Linked DNA regions of Mus musculus: region 1 is linked to region 2. The links are chromatin loops, found by intact Hi-C in ENCODE. Cell type or tissue: left cerebral cortex. All regions are shown on one strand.

What was found. A loop is a pair of places that touch in the nucleus more often than their neighbours do. Peaks named below come from ENCODE experiments on the same cell type or tissue, not always from the same donor. Only the 100,000 strongest peaks of a DNase experiment are listed, where the experiment ranks them.
Region 1: it touches region 2 in a loop (6-fold over the local background); 2 of 42 quality-filtered maps call a loop at or near these places.

Annotation. Positions count from the first base shown.
Region 1 is chr12:12,217,986-12,220,485 of GRCm38, reverse strand. No RefSeq gene overlaps it. Among named protein-coding and RNA genes, the nearest start is that of Gm40838, 18 kb to the left of the region's middle. In left cerebral cortex, a CTCF peak has its summit at 1,805; DNase peaks (open chromatin) are centred at 1,415 and 1,735; H3K27ac peaks cover 1,329 bases.
Region 2 is chr12:12,317,265-12,319,764 of GRCm38, reverse strand. The region is part of intron 2 of Cyria (CYFIP related Rac1 interactor A); the gene reads right to left. Among named protein-coding and RNA genes, the nearest start is that of Gm34407, 29 kb to the right of the region's middle. In left cerebral cortex, a CTCF peak has its summit at 1,409 (motif pointing right); DNase peaks (open chromatin) are centred at 1,351 and 1,899; H3K4me3 peaks cover 128 bases; H3K27ac peaks cover 1,044 bases.

The sequences.
Region 1 (2,500 bases), 99 kb after region 2:
GAGAGACATTGCTAAGCCCTGGGGTATGTTAGGCAGCTTATTTGAATCTCAGATGCGGGGTCCCAGGAGCTGCACGGAAGCAGAGGTTCTGACCTCAGCTGTCCTTAGCTGTGATGCTACTCATTCTGAGATCACACTTTTTGCAGTCCACTTGATTGAGTGATGGTCTACTCAGAGACCCTGAATGGTGGCATCTTCTCAGTGTGTCACCTGCCGTCCCAGTCTGCTGCTCCTACTAGAGCTCTGAACAACTTCAGACTCTTGTTGCAGGGAGATTCAGGGAGGAACTGAGTTCATTCAATCATCTCTCTCAAATAACATGTGATCTTGGGTACCCATGTGTATCATCTATAACTGGGGATCATGAAAGCATTTTTATTATGAGTTTAGTGGATTCTCTTAGCATCTCAAATGACACCAGGCATTAAATTATCTTAACAATGGTCTGTGATCAGGGCCTATTGGTGCTCTACCATACCACTACAGTTGAGTAATAGGAATTGTGTCCAAATGACAATTGCTAGACAAAAGTCTAGAATATGGGATGTGGGAAATTGAGAACATAGAAGTTCAGAAAATTCAGAGGTGTGCGAGAGTGTTCCTCAACAAAGATCTTGATCTGTGTTCTCCTGTCTGTAGTTTGTTCTCTGGGTGGCTTTCATACTAAAGGAGCCTTAATATCCTTTAATCCTGTTATGCCACCCAGTGACAGGTCCCAGAGGCAGGCTAGAGAAGCCTGTGCTCTCTCCACTCAGAACTTTCAGTTTCCAGAGAACCGTGGTTGGGTCTTGGATTCCTCTTACATGACTGGGAGTTCTGGGATGTATGACAGACACTATCTCTAACAGGAACACTTTCCTTCATCCTCTTCTTCCTTGGTCATCAAGCAAGTTAGAGTTGCAGCTCACAGTTAGCATCTTTCATTCGTTCACCCAAGCCTCCTGCCCATAACTGAAAAGATATGGTGCAGCCCTTCAGAAGCTCAGCAGGCACTAAGGGGTCAGACACTGGCTGTGTGGCACTGCCTTGTGTTTATCTATCTTAGAAGCCTCCTTAATCAGTAAGTCAGTCTATGTTACGTAAACTTTTCCTGGGGAGATAAATTTGCATCTATTCACTCCACACAAGACTAATAACACACCAAAGAAGTAATTCCACCCAAGTATAGTTTGATTCAAGTTACTCACAGATGACTGGGCAACTCATGAATGACTCCAACCCTGAAGAAAATTGCTCTATCCTCCCACAAGTTTAGCTGTCTGTACACCCTGGGAGGAGATGGAAAGACCGAATGCGTGCCCCCTCCCTTAGGCGAATGTTTGTGTGTCCAATCTTGTACAGTTCTCTTGAAGGTAATTACAGCTGCTGAGAGCTTAAGACGGCAAAAGCCTGTTATGTCATGCCCAGAGAATAGCATTTCTCAACGGCCCCCTTCCAGGCTTAACCATCTGGGCTAGCTACTTGCTGAGGCTAGGAAGGGAAGGAAGGGTACAATTTTATACAGTCTGTGCCAGCAACAAGCATCCAGAACAATTAACACACACACACACACACACACACACACACACACACACACCTCTTCAAAGGCTTTTCCTCATGAAAAAACAGAGGTCCAGAGAAGATAAGTAACAGGCAGAATTGGGATCAGAAACAAGTCTTTTAGACCCAAACTAGGATGTGCGGGCTTTGTGAGAGAGTCAAGAGAAACACTTCATGGGAGACATAGCAAAAGAGCTAAAAAAAAAAAATTCTTGTTCTGAGTGGGATAGGATGTTATTCAGTAACTGACCATGAGTCAGCAGGGAGGCAGCATTTTCTCCCTGGGAAAAGGGTGTAATTCTGCAATTAGAGGCTCCAGTAAAAGTGGGTGGGCCACCACTTGGAAATATAAATCACTACCAATAGGAAAAGCAACAGCTGTAGCCCCACAAGCCAGGGGCAGAGTTCAGTGTGTTACAGGTGTCTCCTGCCTCCTGTACAATGGACTTAGAATCGGCCCCGATTTTGTTCCAAAACTCCTAGCTGGGATTCCTTCTCTCTCTCCCTCCCCTTCTCTCTGATTAATATTTATTTATTTTTATTTATGAATATATGTGTGCCTGGACAAGTTTATATGGACCTTATGCAAGCTTACCTGCAGAAGTTAGAAGAGAGCATTTAATCCCCAGGACTAGAGTTACAGACGTTTGTGAGCTACCATGTGGGCGCTGGGAATTGATCCTGGGTCCTCTGCAAGAGCAGTAGGTGATTCTTAAGGAAACAGTTAATCTAATAAAGTGGAGTCCCAAAGATGAGAAAGAATAATTTACAGATTAAGATCAAGAATATTTAAATAATTCAAAAAACAAAGGGAAAAAGGACTCATTCAAGAAATGCGTTTGGGACTTGAACAGGGACTTCTCAAAGGAAGAAATAAAAATGGCTAAGAAATGTCGCAAAAACTGTATTCCATCTTTAGCAATTAGGAAAATGTAAACCAAAACAACTTTGGGGTCTTATC
Region 2 (2,500 bases):
TAAGTATCAATGCGGTGATAGTCACAGCACTCTTAGTAGTGGCCCAGAGGCCTCTGGAGCTACTGACATAGCCCAGGGAATGGCAGCATCTACTTGGAAGAAGTTGTAATCTTTGCCATAATGTCTGTATATTATGTGTAATTGAAATTGTGACCTACTCATGTTTTAGCTCATATCTAACTCCACCCACATCTTACTTCCATTCACACTCAATACCCCTCCTCACCCTTGCCTTTTGTTTCCATGATAGACTAGCCTCCTCCTTCTCCTCTCCCTCCTCCTCCTTCTCTCTCTCTACACACACACACACACACACACACACACACACACACACACACACACTTGCACGTGTCTGGTGAGCTGTGTGAGCTCTGCCTCCTGTTCCTTACTACTCTCTAGTACGTGATAAGTCAGAAGTTTGAGCCAATGCACATCAGCCCTACACACAGAGTAGAACAAGTGAATGTTTCACAGATGACGACAAAAACATCACGGATTTCACTGACACAAGGAGAGAACTTGAGAGAATCATCCTGAGTGAGATTACCCAGTCCCCAAAGGACATGGATGGTATGTACTCACTTATAACTGGATATTAACCAGAAAATACAGGATTTCCATGCTACACTTCACAGATCCAAAACAACTAAACCAGAAGGAAGGTACAAGAGAGGATGCTTGACTCTCACTTAGAAGGGAGAATAAAATAGTCATAAGTAGCAGATGAAGGGAACTGGATGGGAGAAGGGATAGAGAAGAGAATGGAGGGGCTCAGGATCAAGTATGGGCAGGGACAGGAAAGATGCCCAGAGGTCATGAGAGTGAATGGGAATCTGCAACCGACCGGGATGGGGAGTTGGGAGGCATCTCCAGGACAAGACAGAGACCTGGGAGAAGGGAGGCAGCCAGGAATCAACGGGGATGAACTTAGCTGTGACTGATGACATTAGGGATACAGAACCTGAAGAGGTCACCTTCTGTACCCAGGCAGAAACACCAGTGGAGTGATAGAGACACCAACCTACGCACAAAATTTCTGATCCCAAATTTATCCTTTCTGCAAGAAATGCAGGAATGGGGGATGGAGCAGAAACTGAAGGGATGGCCATCCAAAAAGCAGCCCAACTTGAGACCCATTCCATGGGCAAGCATCAGTCCCTGACACTGTTGATGATAATGTTATGCTTGCAGACAGGGATCTGGCATGGCTGTAGTTTGAGAGGCTCCACCCAGCAGCTGGCTCAGACAGATGCAGACACCCACAGCCAAACTGTGGATGGAGCTTGGGGACTCTTTTGGAAGAACAGGAGTCAGGATGGTGAGTCTAGTATAATCTTGAGTTCTTAAACTAGATATTTCTGTTAAAATGAAGACTTTATATAGACGAGCTTGCAATTAAGCACGTAATCCACTAGAGGGCATTATTGTCTCACATGAAAAGGGACAGTTGGGTTTTGTGTACAAAAGCAGTTTGCAAAGCGAACAAAGCAGGATCCATTTCAACTGCTGCAATATCATTCTAAATAGCACATAGTTCTGGAGTAAAGTTTTTGAACTCGACGCTATAACACTCAATATTTAACGTGGACACTCAATTCCTGCTCATATGCAATCTCAGAACCATGAGTCTAGTTTGCCAGAGTCACGATTTTGGAGAGGGGAAAAATGAATAGATTTAGTCATTTGGCCCAGTAATTACCCTACCCTGCCTCCTTGATGAATTTTTAAAATCATATTTCCAAAGAGGAAAACATCTTCCTCATGGCTGTCCTGACTTCAGTTGGGAAGTGTAGGTGTTGGAAAGGGCATTGTATGGAACACCCAGGATCGGCACAGCATGTCTCCCCAGCTCAGGAACTTAATAATGATGGGCAGGTGGCTTAGTGGGTAAGAGCTCTTGCTATGCAAGCAGGAGGACCTGAGTTTGAATCGCTAGCACCACAGAAAAGCCAGGATGGCCACAAAAGCCTGTAACCCCAGTTGGCTGAGTGGAGCAGACCACAGGCCTGCTAGCTGCGAAGACTACCTGCAAAATAGCACCAGATTCAGTGAGAGACCTTGACTCTCGGGTAAGGTTGAGAGTAATGAGGCTTGACGTGGGCTATCCTCCTTCGTCCTCAGCATGGGCACCTGAGCACTCCCCCGCCCCCTTCCCCACATGTAAACATTCCTTCATGTAACACATGCATGCAACACATATACATACACACAATACTGATATTGGAAAAGTCTGCTTGAAATGCCATCAGAAGAAGAGATTTTTCCATTTATCCCAGACCTGTACTTATGGGTAAAGAGGAGTCCAGCAGCTTCCACAATGGATGCCTCCGCAGGAAGCTTTGTGATACACAAGAGAAGCCACACAGTCCCAAGGAACTCTCCTGTTTAGACAAATGAACTAAGACCATGACAGAACCCAACAAACAAACCCTTTAAAGTTTATCTCCAGATTTCTCTTCAGGCCCAGTCCAGCAGCTAGTGAGGACTTGCTGGCTATATG